2 separate regions of the Mus musculus genome follow, and region 1 is linked to region 2. A link is a loop called in an ENCODE intact Hi-C map of the cell type or tissue named here. Cell type or tissue: heart. All regions are shown on one strand. Links, peaks and the distances in the headings refer to the core of each region. The heading gives the core; the rest is flanking DNA.

What was found. A loop is a pair of places that touch in the nucleus more often than their neighbours do. Peaks named below come from ENCODE experiments on the same cell type or tissue, not always from the same donor. Only the 100,000 strongest peaks of a DNase experiment are listed, where the experiment ranks them.
Region 1: it touches region 2 in a loop (2.0-fold over the local background); 1 of 42 quality-filtered maps calls a loop at or near these places.

What each region holds. Positions count from the first base shown.
Region 1 is chr15:34,152,368-34,158,121 of GRCm38, forward strand. Gm38594 (a long non-coding RNA gene) reads right to left here. Exons shown (of 6, transcript XR_003951614.1): 3 at 3,528-3,659; 4 at 1,592-1,675; 5 at 311-479; 6 at 195-220. Among named protein-coding and RNA genes, the nearest start is that of Gm38594, 11 kb to the right of the region's middle. In heart, for the core only: a CTCF peak has its summit at 3,336 (motif pointing left); a DNase peak (open chromatin) is centred at 3,314.
Region 2 is chr15:34,079,141-34,084,804 of GRCm38, forward strand. Gm41291 reads right to left here and starts at 4,086. Exons shown (of 1, transcript XM_011245387.3): 1 at 2,602-4,086. The coding sequence starts at 3,867. The coding sequence ends at 3,334. Mtdh (metadherin) reads left to right here and starts at 3,579. Exons shown (of 12, transcript NM_026002.5): 1 at 3,579-4,273. The coding sequence starts at 3,896. In heart, for the core only: a CTCF peak has its summit at 3,672 (motif pointing right); a DNase peak (open chromatin) is centred at 3,551; H3K4me3 peaks cover 3,368 bases; H3K27ac peaks cover 2,401 bases.

The sequences.
Region 1 (5,754 bases), core at 536-5,535, 73 kb after region 2:
CCCTTTCCAGTCACTGAAGGGTGTCTTAGGATTTTACTTCTGTGAACAGATACCATGACCAAGGCAACTCTTCTAAGGACATTTAATTGGGGCTGGCTTACATGTTCAGAGGTTCAGTCCATTATCACCAAGACAGGAACATGGCAACATCCAGGCAGGCATGGTACAGGAAGAGTTGAGAGTTCATCTGAAGGCTGCTAGAATACTGGCTCCCAGGCAGCTAAGACAAGGGTATTAAAGCCCACAGTCACAACACCACACCTACAACAAGGCCACACCTCCCAAAACTGGGGATGTTCCCCAGGAATACCTTGGTGGGCTTTTTAGAGGTGTTAACAGATTTCCGGTGGTAGACCAGCCAGTATAATATAGGGGTCCGGGGTCCAAGCAGAGCTTACAATCTTCTCTGGTAAGGTTAGTAGTGTAAGTTAATAAAATTGAAGGTAAAGTTGAACAGTCCAAACAGGAGAGATGAGACTCTAGGGAGAGAGAGGTGTGATAACAGGATGAAACTGAGTTTATGAGGGAAGAGGAATCTGAGACAGGCTGAACTCACAGGTTCTTAGAACAGGTATCAACATCACTGGGGCCACTGATTCTATTGCTACAGGGGTAAATCCAGATGGAACTTTTTGTTTTTAGATCTGGAAAAGGAGTCCCCTATTTTTCTCATGATGTTAAGCCCCAAATGTTTCCAGCTTCCCACCCTCTACTCTTCGATCTCCTTTCTGTTCCTGAGATGGGGATGGGTCTCTCCCCCATGTTGAGCCTACCAGTCCTCCAGGTGTTGGGTTCACTGTCCTGCACATCTGGATCTGGATAAGATCCCGATTACCATGCACATATCGCATTAGCTTCACAGCCCCACATACTACAAAAGAAGCTTTCAGTACCACAGCAAGTCTCCTAGTCCTTTGTCCCTGGGCACATGAAGAGTTGGATAGCTGCAAATTATCAGTCTTGCCAGGCCTTTTTACAAGTCAACCTAGCTTTTTGCAGGTCCTGATATGATCCTGGATCCTTCCATATGTCTCCAGCTAAGGTGTAAATGTCTTGGTTGAAAAACAGGAAAGGTGGTACTCATCGGACCAGTTAGGGTCAAAGTCTGTACCTCTCTCCCTAGGCCTCTTGGGGTTTCAAAGTATCAGTTTGCTGGTAACAGCTTGGTGAGGGTTGACTGCTATGGCCTGATTTCTAAGCAAAGCAAGTATGAGGAGCTCTGTGGAGATCTAGTAGGACCTATGGTCTAGGGTGCAGTGTGGGTACTTGAGAGCCAAGAGTATTTGAACTCTTAGCTTTAGTAGATCCTGCAAATGGGCAACAGCTGGCCAACATCCAATGCTGACCTCGGGTGCTTGATCTTTTAGAAGCTGTTCCCTGCGGTGTTTCAGCTGTTGAATTGTTTCTCACCCAGCAGGCTTGATGTGGAAATTATGGATCCAAGTCTTTATCCTGTCAACCTTTATAGCTGTGTGTGTTATCAGTATCACCGTATGGGGCCCTTCCAACAGGGCTCAAGGGTCTTGTGGTTATCTCTTAATCCAGACCTCATCACCTGGTTCAAAACAATGGGGAGGGAGGGCAGACTCACAGGTTTGACAAATGCTTGGCCATATTTGCTTTTGCATCCTGTGAAGAGCCTGCACCATGTCCAGAAATCTCTGATGGTCATATTCTGCAAGAATTTCAGATTGAAGGTTAGATAGGAGGGGAGGAGTTCTCCCATACAGTATCTCAAAAGGGGTCAATCCCAAAATATAGGGGGTGTTTCTAGCCTTATATAAGGCATAGGGTAGAAGGACCACCCAGTCACCGCCAGTTACTAGAGGTAATTTAGTTAAGGACTCCTTTAGGGTCCAATTCATCCTTTCTACCTGCCCTAAACTCTGGGAGTGATAAGCACAATGTAGTTTCCAGTCTGTCCCCAATGTCTTAACAAGTGATTGTGTTACCTGAGAGACAAAAGCCAGTCCATTGTCAGAGCCCAGCAACGAGGGCAGACCATACCTGAGGATGATGTCCTCCAGTAACTTCTTGGCCACCACGCCTCTACCCAACCTGAAAAGGTATCTACATCCATGCATACAGACCTGGCTTAATTTCAGTGTAGTCTTTCCCAGTTTGCAGCTGACCTTTGTCCTCGTAGCCTGGTTCCCAGGCTTCCTTGCCCCTGGTTAGGGGGTTTACTGCCTTACGGGCCAGGCCGTGGGAAATGATCTCATCTACTAAGGGTCCTAGGTGGAAGATTTTGTATTTGGCATTCCTTAGCAGTTATTTGGGTTTCCTGGGACCCAGGTGGGTTCTCTGATGAATTTCGCTATCTAGTAAATTCTGAAGGAAGGATCACATGACCATCTACTGAGTGGAACCATCCTTTCTGTTAAAGTCCTAGACATTTTGTTTGATCGCTTTTCTTTTCCAGGCTGTAATGCAGAGTCAGGGGAAGCTCTGGAGGGATCAGCACTACCATGGCTTTTGGCTGTAGAGTCTAACACAGCCTGTTTTGCAGCCTATCAGCTAGCCTGTTTCCTCTTGCTCTCTTTTCCATGCCCTGTTTTTGTCCTGGGAAGTGCATGATGGCTACTTTGATGGGCAGCCATAATGCCTCTAACAAGGCCAAGATCTCATTTTTATTTTTGACAGTCTAAACTCTTTGTCAAAAGGAGTAACCCCGTTCTTTATATACGAGTCCATGAACATGAGCCATAGTGAGAGCATATTGACTGTCCATGTAGAAGCTAGCAATTTTGCCTTTTGCCATTTTTAAGGCCTGTGTCAAAGTGATTAATTCAGCTTTCTGAGCCAAAGTCCCAGGTGGTAGGGCCGAAGCCCATATGAGTCAAGAGCCCCCACTGCACCACCTTCCACGAAGCTGCTTCCATCCATAAAATAAGTCGCTTCCGCATCTGGCCAGAGGATGCGCAGTCTGTCTGGCCTCAGACTCTGAACCTGGCTCAGCACTATTGAGCTGTCATGCATGACATCCAGGTCTGGGCTCGGGAGCAGAGTAGCCAGGTTCATGACAGAAGCAGGGTGGTATCTAATGCAAGGCAGGTTTAGGAACGGGGACTGATAGTGCACCAGGTGGGCACTAGATATCCAGCAGTCTGGGGAGTTTTTGAGAATCCCCTCAATGGCTGCAGGGTCCAGCCTTTTAGACAGACAAGCCAGGGTCTGAGTCAATACCCCTTTGGCTATGCTCTGTTCTTGTCTATGTACAGGTAGAAGGGCTTATGACAGGGTGAGTGCTGGGGCCCCAAGGAATGTCTCCTTGAGTTTGTGAAAAGCTTTGTCCATCTCGGGAGTCTAGTTCAAAGTATTCTCCTGCCCCCTGGTGGCCGTATAGAGGGGCTTTCCATAAATCCAGGTACCCAGAGTCTACAAACACCCCCTCTCCCCCCACTAAGCTCAAGAACTCATGAGTCTGATACCAGGTCTTGGAGATGGGGATGTTGAAGATTGTCTCTTTTCTGGCCTGGGATAGCAGGCATTGTCCTCTGCCCCCTTAAGTATGTACCCAAGGTTACCTCACTTTGGCAGAACTGTGCCTTCTTCATAGACACCTGGTATCCCATCTGGTCTAGTTGTCTGCGCAAGGCCTCTGTCATCAAATGGCAATTGTCTTCATCTGGAGCAGCTAGAAGGAGGTCATCAACATACTGCAAAAGAGTTATTTGGGGGTAGGCCTGCCTGTACTCCCCCAGGTCTTTATGCCTCATCGAAAATGGTGGGTGAGTTCTTGAATTCTTGTGACAGCCTAGTCCATGTTAGGTGTCAGTTAAATCTGTGTTAGGGATTGCTCCAGTTGAAAGTGAACAAAGGCTGACTATCTGGTGCTAGTAGCACTAAAGAAAGCATCCTTAAGATCTAGTACAGTTAGACATCCTGTTCAGGAGACAGACTACTCAGTAGAGTGTAAAGGTTGGACTGTATGATGAATATCTTCTATTCTCTTGTTCACTTCCCTTAAGTCTTGTATGGGCTGGTAGTCACTGGAGTGGAATTTTCTTACTGGCAGGAGGGGTGTATTCCAGGCTGATTGGCAAAGGACCAGTTTCCCTTGCTTCCAGAGTTATGTGTGGCGTTATTCCCTATCTCAAATCTCTAGGCATGGGGTATTGGTGAACACTAGCTTGCCTGACATTGGCCTTCAGTTGCAACAGGATTGAAGCACAGTGTCTAGCTAGCCCTGCAAGATTTTTCTCTGCCCATACCCCAAGAATTTCGTCTCATAACCTTTCTAGGTATGGGTATTTAAGGATGACATATATTCTTATTCTTATATTCTTCTAAGGTCACAGTCAGTACATGTATGGGACTGCTCTTATTTAAGACCTGCACTCCCTTGGAGCCAATATGGATCTGTGCCCCCATCTTGGTTGGGAGGTCTTGGCCTAGGAGTGGATATGGGCATTCAGAAAATAAAAGAATGGCTTACCTGTCCCATTCCTAGGTCCACTTTTCTTTGGGTAGTCCATGAATATTGATTGCTTCCAGTAGCCCTTTGGACCTATGTTCTCTTGTTGGATAGGGATCCCATAGGTTGTTTTAAGATTGAATTCTGTGCCCCAGTATCTACCAGGAATTCTACCAGCCTCCCCTCCACCTTTAGGGTTACCGGGGACTCATGGAGGGGACATAAGCCCTGACACCCTCAGTCGTTCAGTTCTTCTATTTCAAATACCTTTGATTCTCCCTTCTTATGTCTCTTGGGAAATTCATTTTTCCAATGGCCTTTTTCATTACAGTATGCACATTGGTCCTTCTGGAGTCAGGGCCTCCCCTCCTGACATGGTTGAAGAGGGCCTATGTTGTTGATGGCTCTGTGCTGCTTGCTCTCCTGGGAGAGACTGTCTGAAATGAAGAATGAGGCTCATACTCAGGTGGTTTCCTGTGAAACAATCCCCTAATGAATAAAGGAGCCAATCATCAAGTAGGCGGGACTTCTGGGTTGGATGGAGGAAGAGAGGAAGCAGGAGAGAGTTAGGTCCTTTTTGGAACTGGGCCCCAGAGGGATAAGATGTAGCTGCTAGCGTTCCCCGGTATAATGGTGGGTACACAAGGATTCACCATCAGAGGAATAGGATTTTAATAAGGCTTACAAGATTAGGTTTTAGTTGTTGTGCCCAGAGATTGAGTTACCATTGTCTCTGAACTAAGCTTGTGTTGCGTTTTCCTTCACACTGCAGCTCATCTGGGTTCAAGGGAGAAAGGTACAGCAGCAAAATGTGGGTTTGCCAGATGTGCACCACAAAGGCCGTGGGGGATTTGAAGCACGGGGTTGGCATGGTAACAACCTGCCATTAGGAACCTAGTGGGCTGGATGAGGAGACTGTGGAGTTCTGAGTCAGAGTCCTTATGAAATAGAAACAGGTCAGCCATTGCCCACCAGTGCGTGGCCAGTCAGGCCTCCAGGGCAGAGGCATGAGTGCAGGGACATGCCAACTCCATCTTCTTTTGTAATATTTCCCACAACAGGCCTGCTTCCCCATTTCTCTTCCATATGCTATTTTTTTTTTTAACTCAGATATCAGATTTCTCCCTCCCAGAAGCCACCTTCTGGAGTCCCCTGGTCTGCCTACCCTCCAGAGTCTCCCTGTTGTTAAAGACTTTTTCAGCTATTGTCAGGAGCTCAACCATGCGCTTACCTTCAAATCTTTCTAGCCATTGGAGTTTTCGGTTGATATCTGGCACTGCTTGGTTGACAAATGCTTGGTTCATGGCAGGTGTGGTAGGCTTCCAGCAGTCTCTCAA
Region 2 (5,664 bases), core at 665-5,664:
AGTGGAGTACTCTATCAGACCTTTAAAGAAGACCTAATACCAATATTCTTCAAACTATTCCACAAAATAGCAACAGAAGGAACATTACCAATTCATTCTATGAAGCCACAGTTACACTGCATATTCTCCCTTGGAGACAGAATGATTTCTGTCTTATCAGGAACCTGTCACAATTTCCTTTCATAGAGGACTTCATAAGATGTTATTACTCCTATCATGTTTAGTGTTCCAGATAGATTTTAAAAACTGGTTGAGTGCATATTACTTTTAGCTTCAGAAGACATCATTTCAGAAGGCATTTAATTATTATAAATTATTTTGATGACTTAAAAAATGTCAATACTGAGTTGTATATTTTAAGATAAATTTTATTAGTTTAATTAAAAAAAAAACGAAGAAGTTAAAAAAAAATCATGGGTGCAAAAAACCTTTGCTTGGAATCCCACTTTTGCAGAACCTAAAGTGATGAGGTTTTGCTTGGTTTGGGAGGGTGTGAAATGAGAAGTCCCTCAGAGGTCCAAATATTTTAATCCTTGGTGATGCTATTTTGGGAGTTTATGGCACCTAACCTTTAGATTGTGGAGCCTTATTGGAAGGAGAAAGCCACTGCGGTCAGTCGGGCTTTTGAGGGTTATAGAATCACCCCACAGCTACTTTTCTCTCTGTGCCTTCCTGTCAATCAAAGTGTGACCAGTCAGCTTCCTGCTGCCATGCCCTTCCAGCCTTATGGACCCTCTGAACAGTATATCAAAACGAACTCTTTCTTTCATATTGTACTTTTGGTCATATTTTATCACAGCAATAAAAATAAGCTTTTGGGGTTTTGTTTGTTTGAAATGGGGCTTGACTACGAAGCCCTGACTAGCCTGGAACTCTGAGTCCTCCTGCCCCAGCCTCCTGACTCCTGGATCAATCACAAACATGCACCACCATACCTAGGGATAAGTGACTTTTAAAAAATTATTTATTATAGTATTATATTACTATTATAATATTATTTACAATGTAAGTACGTTATAGCTATTTCCAGACGAAGGCATTCAATCTCACTATAGATGGTTGTGAACCACCATGTGGTTGCTGCGATTTGAACTCAGGACCTTCGGAAGAGCAGTCAGTGTTCTTAACAGCTAAGCCATCTCTCCAGTCCCGACTTTTTTTTTTTTTTTAAAGATTTATTTCTTTATTTACTTTCTGAATGTGAGTACACTGTAGCTGTCTTCTGACACACCAGAAGAGGGCATCAAACCACATTACAGTTGGTTGTGAGCCACCACATGGTTGCTGGGAATTGAACTCAGGACCTCTGAAAGGGCAGTCAGTGCTCTTAACTGCTCAGCCATCTCTCCAGTCCGATAAGCGACTTTTAAAAACATCTTGAATGGCTTCTTGGAAGCAGTTGACAAGTCCTAAGCCAAAATATTTAAGGTATGTAACTTGAACCTTGGAAAACCTATGAAATGATCGCAACAAAGAACATATTCACCTTTCCCACATTTCCTTGGATCCTTTCTTAAGACCTTCCTCAAGCTTCCTTGGCCCCACCCCATACCCCTAAGTAACCACTGATTTGCTATCACTGTAGATCAGTGTTCATTTTCTAATTATACCCAAATGGAATCATACCCTAGGTACTATGGCTTCTTCTTCTCCTCAGCATTGATATTCACACCGCTGTATGAGTTTATAGCTCCTTCCTGTTTATCTATGATTACTCAGAAAAAGCACTCATTTCCAACCCTGAACTTCTCATAGAGAGTTTTAGACACATTTTGCATTTTATCGTTGTCATTCACGAGGAATTAGGACTTTGTCTACTTAGAGCAGAGCTAGTATTCCATCACACACAGCTGTTTTGCCCTGATTCTTTCAAAGCATTGCTTTATTTAAATTTTAATCTAATCTTTGTGCTATTGCAACAAATAACCCTAACTTTCTGGAAGTATAATTATATTCTTACAAGTTTTGTTAACTGTAATGAATGCAAACCAGTTGGTTGTGACCCTACTTTTTTGTTTTTAAAATATAAGTGCATGGTGGGATAAAGACATAGTTCAGTGGGAGAGCGTTTGCCTACCATGCTTAAGGATCTGGGTTTAATCCCCAGCATGAATACAAAAACGAAGTGCATATACATGTGCATACACAAAGAGGAGGGAGTGAGAGAAGGAGGGCGAGATATAATGACAAGTATGTCCCTGATACCAAATACAGCAAGTGGAAAAAAAAAAAAAAAAAAAAAACTACAAGATGACCTGATCTTACTAAATCATTTACTTGCTAGACTGTCAAAGGGACTAGTATGCTAACCTACAATTTCTGTAATTCTCTAATTCATAAATCCACAGGTGATGATCTAAAACGATCAGTAGAACTTCTTAGAAAAACTATGACCAACCCAAATAGGTGGGGTTATAAATCTTATTCCAAAAATATGAATGGAATTTGTTAATTTTAGAGGTCATGCAGATCTCATTTTAAGGTTCTGGCCTTTATAACTTAGCCCTTAATTATAAGTCTGCAAAAAAGCTTAGCAAGAGTAGCTTATTACGTATAAAACTCTATTCCACCCATTAATCACAAGACTCATTACAATACTGATGGGTCAAAATACATGAATAGGTTTTTAGTTTGTATTTACTTCAGCTGCTTACATGCTAATTAACATTTAATTATAGACACTGTTTCCTTACCGCAAAGTCAAAATACAAATAGTAGGGTAGTCCTCAAGCATTTTTAAAATTAAGAAGGGAAGAAGCGCCTCAGCTCTTTATTTTTGGTGCTAGGAATCGACGCCAGAGCCTTGCATATGTTCAGTAAGCATGTTCTATTGCTGAGCGACATTCCCCAACCCACCTAGTTTCCTTCTAATGCTACATTTGACTGTTGGACAACACAAGCATTCAAAAATTGCAATTCTTTTGGGGTTGTATAAAAGCTTAAAATAATATGCTTCTCTTGCATATAAATACAGTCTAAGGGCTTCCTCTCAATATTTCCTATTAAGGCTACAAATCAGTAGAAAAATAATAGTGCCTCCCACGGGTTTGCCGACTTTTTAAATCTGGAGCCTGACAACAGACAGCAGGAGTGAACGACAGAACAGACGCAAACGTTGGCAAACGTTAATATGCTAGTCCGCCCCGAAGAAATACTCGGATGTGAATTACACGTGCTCGCTGCCTCAGAGTCCACCGAGCTCCCTCTGGAAGCATCCAACTGGCCCCTGACCTAGGGAGAAAAAGCCGGTCCACTGCACCACCACTGCAGGAAAGAGAGCGGAAAGCCTGCTCATACTCCGATGGGTTTGGCCGCCTTGCTCGTGCGCAGGCCTCACACCTGAATCCCTCTCAGCATCCAGAAAGCCCGAGCCTGAAGGAGTTCCACCGTCAGATTTCTAGCTCCCGCTTCGCAAGCTCCGAGTCGCCCCAAGCCTCCAAACCCACACAGCTCAAGGAGACCCCACTCCAAGACTAGAGTCCGCCCGGCCCCGCCCATCGCCCCATGTGACGCATGCCCCGCCCACAGCCTCCACGTGACCCGACCGGCCTCCGCGCGCAGCGTGGATCGCGGCCGGAGCCGCCATTGTTCCGCCGGGGGAGGACAGCGGGTCCTGGCGCTGGCGCCCCGACGCCGCTTAGCGGCCGCCTCTGGAGACACTCTGTCCCCGCCGCCCCGTGTCCTCCTGGTGGCGGCGGCGTGAGGCCGGCTGCGGAGACTGGGAACCTTTGGCTCTCCCCGTGGCGGCGGCGGCCCTCTATCCCCTACTCCGGCGTGAGGGTTGGCCGCGATGCGCTCGGCCTGAGGTGTCGCGGCCCTGTCGCCTCCCACGACTGTTCCAGCGGCGGCTCCGCTCCCCGGCGTCATCCCGCGAGTCTCTCTGACGGGAGGGAAGATGGCTGCACGAAGCTGGCAGGACGAGCTGGCCCAGCAGGCCGAGGAGGGCTCTGCCCGGCTGCGGGAGTTGCTCTCGGTCGGCCTAGGTTTTCTGCGCACGGAGTTGGGCCTCGACCTGGGGCTAGAGCCGAAGCGGTACCCGGGCTGGGTGATCCTGGTGGGCACCGGCGCTCTCGGGCTGCTCCTGCTCTTCCTTCTAGGTTACGGCTGGGCCGCGGCTTGCGCCGGCGCCCGCAAGAAGCGAAGGAGCCCGCCCCGCAAACGGGAGGAGGCGGCCCCGCCGACTCCGGCCCCCGACGACCTAGCCCAGCTGAAGAATCTCAGAAGCGAGGAGCAAAAGAAGAAGAACCGGAAGAAGCTTCCTGAAAAGCCCAAAGTGAGTAGTGGCGAGGAGCCCGGTGGTCAAGGGAAGCGAGAGCTCAGGTCGAGGTGGTAGGTGAACACGTTCCTTGAGAAGGGGGAAGTCGGAAAGTGTAAGAACCAGTAGGAAAGTCGCGTTTTCCTGAATGGAAATTAACTCCAGGGGTAGGTATAAATAAAAGTGACCAAACTTACAGCCATCATATGAGAACCTTGGTTTCCCCAAAAGCAGATCCTTCCTAGAGGCCTGTGAAAGAAAGTAGGCTGCATGTGGAGGTTAATGGGACCTTACAGTGACGTTGGGAAGTTCTGAAAAGACTGCCCGGTAGAGAGAGATGTCTATCTCAAGCCACGTTGAGACCTGAGACCGTCACGGAAGATAGGGGTGACCTAAAAACTGGCTTAAAGAGGATTACAGGTGTTCAGATCAAGCCATACTCATCTTAGTTGGAAATGTTAAAGGGAAATGGTTACCCTGTCTTATCCTGGTGAGTGTGGCCATTGGGTTGCTGGTACAGGAACTGGGCAAAAGGGAGCTGGCGATCTAATACGCCTTCGGGATATATGGCCCCGAGAAAAACATAAGGCAAGTACAGCAAAGTAGTCTATAGTACAGTCAAAGGATGTGGAAGACTTTTTTGTTTTTTAATAAAGCATAAAGAGGTGACAGATTAAAATGCTGAAGAAGGTTGAGAGGAGATTTCAAGCCGCAGTTTGCTGGACCACATGTGGAAATGCGAAAGCTATTCCATTTTTGTTAGGCCTTAGTGTTTTACTTCTGTATCCTGTGTTGTGATTTCTCTGTAATATTTTGTTCTGTGTATATTTGTTGGAGAGATCTTGTGCCGTGGCATGCATGCAGAAGTCAGAGGAGAACTTACTGGGGTTGGTTTTCCTTCCACAGAGTGGATCTTGGGGATTGAACTCCAGTACTCAGGCTTCTTGGCAAGTGCCTTTACCCACTGAACTGTTTAGTAGCCTGTTTTGCATAATTTGTGTAATATGAAAGATAAGTAACATTAGAAATATTTATTAGTGTAGTGGTGGTGGTGGATGCATTTATCCCAGCACTTGGCAGGCAGATCTTTGAGTTTGAGGCCAGCCTGATCTTTATAGTTTCGGGACAGCAAGGACTACATAGAGAAACTTTGCCTCCAATATTATCTGAATGTAAGTCTCCACCTTTTGAGAACACTTCAGTAAGTACCAGGCTCTTACTATGAAGAGATGTGCTCTGGTATGTTTGATGGGCACATAAGAATTAAAGTCAATCGAGTGGGAGACAGGTTCGTAAAAACTCTGTTCATGGACCCATAAGTACTAAATAGAAAGCTGACAGCTCATATGATAAGCACTCATGGTTTGATTGCTGAGTGGGAAGATAGAAGAGAGGAAACCTAGAAAGTT